Linked DNA regions of Homo sapiens: region 1 is linked to region 2. The links are chromatin loops, found by intact Hi-C in ENCODE. Cell type or tissue: PC-3. All regions are shown on one strand. Each heading gives the region's core, and the rest is flanking DNA. Links, peaks and the distances in the headings are about the cores only.

The links. Peaks named below come from ENCODE experiments on the same cell type or tissue, not always from the same donor. Only the 100,000 strongest peaks of a DNase experiment are listed, where the experiment ranks them.
Region 1: a loop joins it to region 2, with 14 times the contacts of the local background. A loop is called at or near these places in 2 of 110 quality-filtered maps.

Annotation. Positions count from the first base shown.
Region 1 is chr21:25,367,424-25,373,771 of GRCh38, reverse strand. No RefSeq gene overlaps it. Among named protein-coding and RNA genes, the nearest start is that of LINC00158, 61 kb to the left of the region's middle. In PC-3, for the core only: no CTCF peak of the experiment used is centred there; DNase peaks (open chromatin) are centred at 3,321, 3,671 and 4,071; H3K4me3 peaks cover 954 bases; H3K27ac peaks cover 2,686 bases.
Region 2 is chr21:25,167,148-25,173,495 of GRCh38, reverse strand. No RefSeq gene overlaps it. Among named protein-coding and RNA genes, the nearest start is that of LINC00158, 260 kb to the left of the region's middle. In PC-3, for the core only: no CTCF peak of the experiment used is centred there; no DNase peak of the experiment used is centred there.

The DNA of each region.
Region 1 (6,348 bases), core at 473-5,472, 200 kb before region 2:
GGAGGAGAAGGAGTGGGAAGAGGAGGAGGAGGAGGAGGGGAGGGGAGGGGGAGTAGGAAGAGGATGGGGAGGAGGAGGAGGAAGGGAGGGGGAGGAGAAGGGGGAGGAGTGGGAGGAGGAGGAGGAGGGGTGGGGAGAGGAGGAGGGGTGGGAGAGGGGGAGGAGGAGGGGGAGGAGGAGGAGGAGGGGTGGGGAGCAGGAGGAATTTCCTTTGCTACAGATGTCAGCATTAGTTGCATTTCCCATGTGTTTGAGGTTTCATCTTGATCCCACAATGCTTGAGCTCATTATACCTGGTGTGTTCAGCAGTTTCTTGAACCTGGAAAATGTATTTAAGGTGCTTAATCAAACATTCAGTAAAGGAGTCTCAGCTGAGGACAGAGAAGTCTGTAGTTCACTTATATAAGGACCTTTCTAGACCACAAAAAAAGAAGGTAAACAAGATCCTTTGAGATTTACACAAGAATGCAGGGCATGTCATCCTTTGGGTGAACATGTTTCTATTTTGGCATTTAACTGTTGTTTGCATGCACTAAAATATAATAATGAACCTATTCCAGCCATTTTAAGAGGGAGGGTTGTGTGTGTGGGCATTTTAACTGTAGAATTCTTTGAACTAGAGATTATTCAAAGTTTACTTAGGCAAATGCTATTATGTACTAAGTAAAATTTCAATTGTGTGAAACAATGCCTCTGTAAAAAGCAATTGCTGCAACCTAATGAACTTCAGACCCTTCAGGTACAAAGGAATTCAACCAAGTAAGGCTAAAGCCAATGATCCCCCAATACTGACGGCTTTGGTAGTGTCAGTTGACTGTGACAAAAGAAAGAAGGTAACAGTGAGCATCTGAAAAAGTGAATCTCCTGTGGTTACCGACTAGCAATAAATTAAGAAGGTAAGACCCACAGAATGCCTTTGAGCATAATGTGATGGGCGGGGGGGGGGGTTTGTTTAAATCAGATTATGCAGGTTGACTTTGAAAAACTGCATTTGTCTTGGATATGCCTCCCCTTCCCTTCTACCTAAGGATTCTGCTAACCCTAGAGTCACATCTGAATATGGAGAAATACGATCATTTTGGAAGAAATCTCGGATTTGGTGTTAGATAAAAGTGATTTCCAATTTCTGCTATGCAGTTTGCCAACTGTGTGACTTTGAGCAATTTACACAACCCTGTTGTGCTTCCATTTTCTCATCTCTAAAATAAGGACTATGATAATACCTATGTCATAGCATAGACTATCAAATGATGTGTGTGAAATTGTTTATAAATACACAAGTGCCATCCACCTCTAATTCACACAGCCTGTTCTTTTCCACAGCATGTGCTGGATGTCAGTGATTGGAAAATTTACCTTTTCCTATGTCTGTCCATTTCTTCTACATTATTCGTTCTTGTCCCTTTTGGAGGGAATGGTGCCATCCAACTGTGCATGGTTCTATACCTTGATAACAGCTCCACAGAAATTGAACTTAATGTATGCTGCAACACGTGTCTGAAAATAAATGGGCTGTGAGACAGGAAATGCTAGTTCTGCCTCTCTCCCAGTGAAGTCGAGATGAGACAGCTGTGCCTATAAATGAAGCCATTTGAAGAGTTAACATGGAAGACAGCTCCACGTAATTGCGAACTTCTGTGGAGCTACTCACAGACCATGCTCTAGAAATTAATAAAAGTAGTGAATAAGATGGGAAGGATGCACAAAATGAAAACCAAAGGAACAAATTAGTTTTCCTGTATGGTTCAACAGCACTAAATCCAAAGGCTGCCAGGCTCTGCTGGTCTGTGGTTTAAATGGGATTTTTAAATGATTTACATCAAGGCTATGTAAGAAATCAAAGCAAAGCAGGATAAAAATAAGGAATGATGTCACTTGTGATTCTAGTGGGTAAAAATACACTGAGACAAGGAAGTAATTGGTAATTAAAATAATGAAAGAATTCATCATGTTTGCCACTAAATTGAAAGCTAACATGTCATGTTTGCCAATATTTTCATCATTCACTTAATTTCAAAAAAGTTTCTCATCCACTCAAGTGTGTGTTTGTTCATTCATCCATCTAGACAAAAAAATTTCAGAGATTTCTCTATATACCAGGTACGATCATCAGAGCTTTTATACGCTTTTCACTTAATTCTTATAACGATCATTCTCCACAGGTAATATTATTCCAAGATTTAAGTCAAAGAAATTGAGTTGCTTTATCACATATCAATATGATAAATTTAGCCAGAAATGAAATTGTGATTTGAATTCAGTTTTTTTCCTTTAGTATCTGATATGATACCTTTTCCACTACAAGAGAACTGCCTGTTATGCACTCAACTGGTATATTAAAGTAAATGAAAATTTTTGAATTAAAATATAAATGTAAGATCTTATTAGTAATTTCTTAATAGCCTCTGAAAATTGGAAACAACATATGAGGCGCTTACACTTACCTATAGTGTAGCCAGAGTGAGAGGGTGGTAATGGCAAATTTCTTTCTTTGTACTTATGCCATGAAACCTTATTTGTTGGATTTTATATATTATTGTTCATCCTGCCAGGTAGAATTTAAGGTATTTATCTTATTTATTTCATTACCTCCTAGACTATGCTTTCTCATCAGAAACCTACACTGTAAGTTTTAAAAATGCGCATTTCTGAGTTCCATCCCTATCTTACTGAATCTGAACTTCTGGGATTGGGCCAGAGAATCTTCATTTCTTTTTGAGACATGTTCTCACTCTCACCCAGGCTACAGTTCAGTAGTGTGATTACGGCTCATTGTAATGCCTCATTCGTAGGTTCAAGTGGTCCTCCTGCCTCAGTCTCCCAAGTAGCTAGAACTATAGGCAAGCACCACCATACCCAGCTAATTTATTTTAAATTTTTTTGTTCAGACAGGGTCTCACTATGCTGCCCAGGCTGGTCTCTTACTCCTGGCCTCAAGTGATCCACCTGCCTCGGCCTCCCAAAGTGCTGAGAGTACAGATGTGAACCACTGCACCTGGTCTGAAATCTGCATTTTTAACCAGCAGACCAGTTCATTCTGACATGCTCGAGTTTGAGAACCACTGACCAGGCGATCCTCTATACCAAGCCCACCCACAGTGTTTGCTGGCAGCATGGCTGACTCTTTCAGAAGCTAATTCATCTGACAGGTCCTGACCCCCAAGTCTGGGCCCAGCACTGTGCCAGGAGGCCCTTCCAGCTACACCACATCACATGAGGTCACATCACATCAAAACCCATGTGTCTCGTTCATATTCCATGGCGACTGTTGGCTCACCACAGTCCTACTCAGAGTTCTGAGTCAGCCTCAGAAACACTGGGAGCTCTGGGCCACCTCATATCGAACATGAGTCAGAGCTGTGATCTCTGCTTCCCATTCCTGGGCTACGCTGCTGATGTGGTACTGGATTCCTTCCTAGTCAATCAACACAGACCTTCATTTCTACAGAGTTCTCTCACCCCCAAGTAAATAGACTAATTTCTTTCTGGTTGATTTAGGTATTAAAATTAAAGATGTAAAAATATTTATTTACTTGGGTAATGATGAATGAGTGCCTTGCAGGAGTAATGATTAATCATGCTCCACCTGGAAACCAGTGCCAAAACGACTCTGCTAATAGAATCCATCAACTGCTGAAATAAGTGATTGCACTGAAGCTTGCTTTATTGTAAGTTCCTTAATTTTACATTCTAGTTACATGTTGTCATTTCCTAATAAAAATTGTTTGGATTCCTTCCTGAAACATTTGGGGTGAGTCTCGAGGAGGTATTTTGCATTAGCTAAACACTGAATCATAAAACCATATTCGTTATTCTGGCAAGGTGACACATATTTTATTCTATGAAATTTAAACAACTATTTAAAATTAGAACAATCAGTAATAATTGTTAAAAATATGAGAACTATAATATTGTATGAAAAGAGCTCTCAGTCACTAACTAAAAAATATTTCTTTGCTGCCTATTATACATGGGTAGGTCAACATTCGGTGTAAGTAATGGCATAACTGGAGTTAGGTGTAACCTTCAGGGATTCTTTACTACCAGTAATTGTCTAACCCAGAAAGTATTTCTGCTGCCAACTCCCATCAGGGGAGCTTTGGCAGTCAAAAAAGTACTTCAGAACTCTCTATGTTACTGTTGTCAACTAGTTCAAACTGCATTTTGTTCTTCATGGGAGCAACAGGGTAAGAAAACCATGTCCTGGAAAATCACAGTGGTGAGAGTTGGCTCTAGATACACCTGTGAAGGATGGAGAGGCAGTTGTATATGCATCTACTACCATTTTCCTTTCTAAATTTTGGTGGAAGTAGAATAAACACAATCTTTGGAGTCAAAGCTGAGTTTAAATCCTGGTCCTAACTTTTATAAGGAAACTGAGACTTAAACTTTGTTTTCTCTAATTTGTACATGGAGTTTCCTGGCTGCCCCTGCCTTGGTTTTTCAACTGGATAATCCCAGGTAAAATGGGTTTCTTATGCTTCAAGAGTCAGTTTGGATGTTATCTTAGAAGCCTACTCTCAATCCTCCAGCTAGACAGGTGATCATTTTCTCTATACTTCATATCACTTATTATATTCTACTTCAATTGCCTATGTACTTTGGAAAGGAGACTTTATTTTTTATAAAGGGTTACAGACTGCAGGGTAGCCATCCTGCCAGGCTGGGAAGTGTAGCCTCCAGCAGAGACTGTTAACAGGCACTGCATAGGAGGGGGGGTTGGGGCAGGAGCTTTACGCTAAACAGGTTGGCTACACATATATATTCAACAGTTATAGGAGAAGCTATGAATATTTACAAAGAAGATCCTGATGCATGCATATTGAATAAACATGCATGTTACATGTGTCCCATTTCACGTTGGGAGTGGAGACTTCACCTTTAAATGCATTACAATTGGGTCAAAAAAGTGAAGCGAAAAAAACGAGGCACTCTAGCATGCAGCCTCTGTAAACTGGCCAGAACCATCCTATAGTTAGTGGCCTCTTATCAGAAGAAAGTTACTGAAATCAGCTTCTGGTTCAATCAAAGCTATAGTTACGGCTTGTGGAACAGGGAGTTAGTCTGCGTCTGGTGGTGGATGAGCTATAATTGTTTTTAATATTGCTTATCTTGAGGCCGATGCTCGTTTAGCCACTATGGAAAAAGAAATCTGGTGGCAGTTAGAACAGAATTTATTCTTTAAGTGTAGGGGTGTGTGACTTAACCCTTGCCTGGTATGGTGTTAGGTCTTTATAATTTGGTATCTTATTGCCACAAAGAGTCTGTTCCATCAGTCTTATGATCTGTTTCAGTGTTAATGCTGGTCAGTTTTCATGTCTAAACCACAAAAAGGAGGGTATCATGAAACATGTTTGAACTCCCATTCCATCATGGCTAGGAATTCAGTTTTTAATATTTCCCTGGGGTCCCATTGGCTAAGAGAGGGGTTCATTCCATCCTTGGGGGCTAGGAATTTTATTGTTAGTTCTCACTTTTTTTTTTTTTTTTTTTGAGACAGAGTCTCACTCTGTCACCCAGGCTGGAGTGCAGTGGAGCAATCCTGGCTCACAGCAACCTCCAGTCTCCCAGGTTCAAGTGATCCTCCTGCCTCACCCTCCCAAGTAGCTGGGACCACAAGCATGCACTACCACGACAGGCTAATTTTTTTGTATTTTTAGTAGAGACAGGTCTCACCATGTTGGCCAGGCTGGTCTTGAACTCCTGGCCTCAAGTGATCCACCCGCCTCAGCCTCCCAAAGTGCTGGGATTACAGGCATGAGCCACCATGCCCAGCCAGTTCTCACTTTTAAGACAGATAACTTCATGGTGCAGTATATGTCACATAAGGTGTGAATAAATATTTGGAAAATTTGATCCATAAAATATGGATAGTAGTAACCATTTCAAAAAGTGACCATAAGAACTAGGAGATGATCACTTCCGTTAAGTTCCTGCCACATAGTAGGCACTCAATAAGTTCTCGATTGAATCTTTCTCCCACTCCTAGCAATGGCAGCAGCCCAGTGGCCTGTCCTTTCCCCCCAACTCCACCAACAGTTTTGTGAGCCAACCCTGCATGGTCTTTTCTCTGCTTTACATCATTGTCATAAATCTCAACTGACACATCAGTGTCTCTGCCACCCCAAGGGGGGCCCTCAGGACAAATATTTTTTCATTAGAGGGGTCCTGCCTTGGCTGGAAGTGTTGAGGTCCTTTGTAGCACTGCCAAAACAAAACACAAACCAAACAGAATTGCCTTCATAATACTGAGACACAGGTGAAAGACTGAGCGGGAGCCTCTATGCACCTTTCAAAAGCTCACCTAAACTACCTGTTGCCAAAGTTCTAAAAATGGTTGTGCATATG
Region 2 (6,348 bases), core at 914-5,913:
ATATTATTCACTAGTATTTTCTTAAAAATGTGCATTTGCATATTGAAGCATTATAAAGCACCTCTTTGTTGTTTCTTCTCTATAGTTATGGTATTGTATTATTTTCTCCATTTATGTGACTAGGTAGGTTTTAATATCTATGTGTTTCATTTGCAGATAGTAAGTGAACATGACCAAAATTCATAATGCTTAAGCTTTCAGTTAGGGCCAATTTTGTCTTCTCATGGTTATTTGAACCCTGAAAATGTCCAGTTACTATTTATTCATTAAGGGCTTGAGCATATTAGTATCTACAGGGCAGACCTCTCTGCTGGTGTCTGGGCCTTTTATTTATCTGCCCCATGGCCATAACACTTAGATGTCTGTTAAGCCCTACAAAGTCAACTGATATCTGGGCTGAACAGATTCATTATACCACAAATGGGCTCCTCTTCCCCTATTCCAACCTTAGTGGGCAAGAGTCATGGGCTCTGGTGCCAACATCCAATTAAATGATGCTTCCTCATCCTCACTCACCACCCTGGGCCAACTCATCGGCACCTCTCACTTGGATAGATGCCTCCTGATTTGTCACTTAATCTCCTGTCTTACTCCTTTCTTTTTATATTTTCTACTCTGCTGAGATTAAAATTTGATCATGTTACCAACCAGTTTATAATCCTTTGTAGGTTTCCAAGTGTCCTGCTTTAAGGTTCAAATTGTTGTATATGGTTCATAAGGCCATGTACAATCTGACCCCTGCCTACCCTCCCATCCTCACCTCCAGTTATTAACCTTCTCACACTCTATGCTCTAAGTTGGTTGGATTCCTTTCAGTTTATTAACGTGATATTTTCTTTCTTGCCTCTTGCTATTCTCCTGTATAGAATATACCAGCCTGACTGATCGCTAAGCTCACCCTCACTCATTCTTTAAGTATCATCTTAATCCATACTTTTTCTAAAGTGGTTCTTCCTTACCCCTTGAGTTACTTTTGATCTCCCTTGACAACTTTTACTTTTCTATTTTCATGCTTCTTTGCTTGTATAATTATCTGCTGTTGCCATTCAATTATGAGCTCTAAAGAAACTTTGCATGTCTTTTAAAATGAATTTTACCTTCAAGTGTTAGCACGGGAGGTACTCTGTAAATGTTTGAGCAATAAATAAATACATAACAAATAATAAAGCATTTAAAAATACTTCAATATCTATGATACATGACCAAGATGAGTTTAATCAAGCAATCGTTATGTACAATGTGAAATGTGTTTTACATTTTTTATTTCATTAAAACATTCTGCTCATGACAACTAATAGGCTGCCACCTGTAGTTTCAAAAACACTGTTATGACTGCTCTGTTGATGTGAAAATCATTTCTAATTGATGATATTTTTAGTAATTGCATTCATTAGGAGATGGTCACATTCTTTTTGACTTTTTTCTCTAAATATTAAAATCACAGTGGAGATTTGTGATATTTATAACCTATAGATAGCTGGACTTTTCAGCTTTAAATTATGGACATAATAACTTAAAAAATCTTGTGCAATGTTTGTAGGGGTGTGTGTTTCATGTGTAATTTACATTTGTGTTATAAATATTGGGGCACTGAAACTCAGGTACCCTAACCAGCATGGTAGACTCACAGTTTTGGAACAGAACTGAAAAGCCATCTAATGCTTTATGTGATCCCCTTTCTGAAGGTCTACGCAATTCTTTATAATGTTTTATGTGTTCCTTGGAAAGAACCACTGTTAGAAAGATTTTCTTCTGTCAAATGTAATGCATAAATTCAGCTATTTTAATGAGGCACATACAGTGTGCTGGGCACTGTGTGTGGCCCTGGTGATGCAACGGTGTGGAATGTGGTCATGGTTCCATTACCACAGAGCGTTGGAAACCTACCCCTTCCTATTGCTTCACTCTCGTTGCTTCCTTTACCTTCTTTATAATCTGAAACTTGGTTCTTCCCCAGCCTTTAAATAACGGATGCTTGTTTTCACGTGAAGTGCTCTTGATAACAGTAGGAGGTGGTATCAACAGTCTTTTTCTTGCTCTTCATGTGTCTTCCAAGTGATTCCACGTCCATGTTCTCCCAAATCCACCTGTGCTAAAGTCCGCCATTTGGTGATACAGGATTTTCATGTCATCATTTCTACTCATTCTGCCCTCTCTTGAACCTCACTGTTTCTTTCATTCATCATAGTCTTTGACACTTGATATGTCAGGGTCCCCCTTATTCTATCTTTGGCTCTTGACCAGGGCCCTTCAGTATCCCTAAGTTTGTTCACCTGTGGGCCTGCTTTATCCAGTATCTTGATTTGCCTCAATCTTAATATTATCTTATTTTTACTTCAGCAACCAAGTACATTGAACATATATTTTATGGTTCGCTTTAATTATTTGGAGATTAGATTTTAAATTCCACAGATTTCTGTTCTTCAAATCCTTGTTACTACAATACTACCTCTTAGTCCTAGGCAAAAAGTTTACCTTTATAAAAAGCCCTTCTCTGCTTCTCCTCTGGCTACAAGCCTTCTGATGGGCTGAGGCTTTCATGGGGCCAAATGCAAAAGCCCACTTGGAGCCTCTGTACTTCCTTCTCAGACTGCATGCTGAGTCACAGGATGGACCAGATGTGTTGGTATGAGATGAAGTCAGGCCGGGAGACAAGATGGCAGGCTGAGAACTGGGGCTGGCCCTTCCTGTGCTGTCCATTCCGGTGTGGTCCTCCAGCCCTTCTGGATTGTCATAAAGGTAGGTTAATCAAGAGATGAGTAGTAGACATATTTTATATAACAATTTGCTAGGTTTCATTATAATTTTTAAACGTGTAGGTATCTAGTGTGGGGAACATCATGTGTACTCTGGCTCTAGGCCTCACAAAGGCTAAGGCAGGGCTGGCCTCAATACACACATTTCACCCACACTCTGATCTCTGGTCCCTTGGCTTCTTCCATTTCATTAACGTCTGTCAGTTTTTCTTAATGCCTAATAATTTCAACTCATTTTTGTGTGAACTCAATTCTTTTTTTTTTTTTTTTTGAGATGGAGTCTCCTTCTGTCACCAGCTGGAGTGCAGTGGCGCGATCTTGACTCACTGCAAGCTCCACCTCCCGGGTTCACGCCATTCTCCTGCCTCAGCCTCCTGAGTAGCTGGGACTACAGGCACCTGCCACCAAGCCTGGCTAATTTTTTGCATTTTTAGTAGAGACGGGGTTTCACTGTGTTAGCCAGGATGGTCTCAATCTCCTGACCTTGTGATCCACCCACCTCGGCCTCCCAAAGTGCTGGGATTACAGGCATGAGCCACCGTGCCGGGCCTCAATTCTTTACCTTCTTTTCTATTTGAACTATCTGTTATACAAAGCCTGAACTACAAGTTGATTTTACGATCTGCCTTCTTGGCTTTCACATTCTGTCTTCTAAATCATGCTGGATAATAATTGACATTATACATTACTGCACTCCAAACTGGTGTGACATGTAGATGACGGTCTAAGTCCACTTTGTATTAGCAGAAAAAACTTTTTCCCATTCGTATGAGCAGGATATCAAATTTTTATTAAAACAACATATTAGATGACCCATAAATCATTATATGTTTTTATTTTTTTATATGTTAGATTTGGTAGATTTATTGTAAAAAATGGTCTCAATTTTCTAGTTCTTCTATATCCATGCCATATAAAACATGACTTTGTAGCTCCTTCCATTGGGAGATAATATTAACTTCCCCATGTCTTGAATTTTGGCTATCTTAGTGATTTTCTTTGGCCCATGGAATGTGGTAGAAGTGATTAAACCTAAGACTCTAATAGCTGTGTGCACTCCTGCTCTCTCGTTGAATCCCTGCCACCACCATAAGGACAAGTCCTGAGTTAGCCTACTGAAGGATGAGAGAATATATGAAGGAGAACTGAGTCACTCCAACTAAGGCCAAACTACAGCAGCATGCTACAACCTGTCTGTTGTGTGCAGAATCATGGGCAAGGTCAGCCAACATCAAGTGAGCCAAGAAAGTCACCCAGCAAACTTGTAGATTTGGTAGCAAAAAATAAATATTTATTTTTATTTGTCACAGTTATTTTGTGGTTGCTTTTTAATATCTTACTATTAAGGCCATTAACAATGGATATCTTATTATGATGGTCAGTTTTATGTGTAACCTTGGGAAGGATGCATTACCAGTCATTCATGCAAACACTAGTGTAGGTGGTGCTGTGAAGGTATTTTATAGATGTGAGTAATATTTATAATCAGTTGATTTGAAGTGATTATTTTAGATAACCTGGGTAAACCCAATTCAAGCAGTTTAAGGGCCTTAAGAGCAGAACTGAGGTTTTTCAGGACCAAAAGGAATTCTGTTTGTGGATTTATAGCTTCAACTCCTGCACGAAAGTTTCAGCCTCCACTTTCTGACAGCCATCCCTATGGATTTTGAATCTGCCTAACCAGACTCCCAAATCAAGAAAGACAATTCCTTGCAATAAATTTCTTAATATATACTTCCTGCTGGTTCTGTTTCTCTAGTTGAAACCTGACAAAAAAGTGATACCTTAGACTTAAAAAAAGAAATGGATAACAATAACAATAATAACCATCTGTATTAGTTTATTTCATGCTGCTGATAAAGACATATCTGAGACTAGGCAATTTATAAAAGGAAGAGGTTTAAAGGACTTACAGCTCCATGTGGCTGGGGAGGCCTCACAATCATGATGGAAGCTGAAAGACATGTCTTCCATGGCAGCAGACAAGAGAAGAGAGTTTGTAAAAGGAAACTCCAGTTTTTAAAACCATCAGATCTCGTGAGACTTACTATCATGAGAACAGCACAAGAAAGACCCGCCCCCATGATTCAGTTATCTCTCACCAGGTCCCTCCCACAACACGTGGGAATTATGGGAGTTACAAGATGAGATTTGGGTGGGGACACAGAGCCAAACCATATCTTTCCACCCTGGCATCTCCCAAATTTCATGTCCTCACATTTCAAAACCAATCATGCCTTCCTAACAATCCCCAAAGATTTAATTCATTTCAGCATTAACTCAAAAGTTCACAGTCCAAAGTCTCATTCCTTCCACCTATGAGTCTGTAAAATCAAAAGCAAGTTAATTACTTCCTAGATACAATGGGTGTACAAGCGCTGGGTAAATACAGCCATTCTACATGGGATAAATTGGCCAAAACAAAGGGGCTACAGGCCCAAAGCAAATCAAAAATCCAGCAGGGCCATCAAATCTTAAAGCTCCAAAATGATCTTCTTTGACTCCATGTCTCACATCTAGGTCATGCTGATGCAAGAGGTGGGCTCCATGGTCTTGGGAAGCTCTGGCCCTGTGGCTTTGCAGGGTATAGCCTCCCTCTCAGAAGCTTTGATGGGCTGGCATTGAGTGTCTGCCACTTTTCCAGGTGTACAGTGCAAGCTATCCATGGATCTACCATTCTGGGGTTTAGAGGATGGTGGTCCTCTTTTCAGAGCTCCACTAGGCAGTGCCCCAGTAGGAACTCTGTGTAGGGGCTCTGACCCCACATTTCCCTTCCACACCGCCCTAGCATAGTTTCTCCATGAGGGCCCTGCCCCACAGCAAACTTCTGCCTGGACATCCAGGCATTTCCATACATCCTCTGAAATCTAAGCAGAGGTTCCCAAACCTGAATCATTGACTTCTGTGCACTTGCAGGCTCAACATCATGTGGAAGCTGCCAAGGCTTGGGGCTTGTACCCTTCAAAGCCATGGCCTGAGCTCTACACTGGGTCCTTTTAGCCATGGGTGGAGTGGCTGGGACACAGCGGACCAAGTCCCTAGGCTACACACAGCAAGGGGACCCTGGGCCCAGCCTATGAAATTTAACATATAGCTCCTTGTTACTTATGCAAATTTCTGCAGCCAGCTTGAATTTCTCTCAGAAAATGGAATTTTCCCTTCTATTGCATTGTCAGGCTGCAAATTTTCTAAACTTTCGTGCTCTGTTTTTCTTTGAAACCAAATGCTTTTAACAGCACCCAAGTCACCTCTTGAATGCTTTGCTGCTTAGAAATGTCTTCTACCAGATAGCTTAAATCATCTCTCTCAAGTTCAAAGTTCCACAAATCTCTAGGGCATGGGCAAAATGTCGCCAGTCTCTTTGCTAAAACATAACAAAAGTCACCTTTGCTCTGGTTCCCGACAAGTTCCTCATCTCCATCTGAGACCTCCTTAGCCTGGATTTCATTGTCTATATCATTATCAGCATTTTGGTCAAAGCCATTCAACAAGTCTCTAGGGAGTACCAAACTTTCCCACATTTTCCTGTCTTCTTTTGAGCCTTCCAAACTGTTCCAACCTCTGGCTATTACCCAGTTCCAAAGTCACTTCC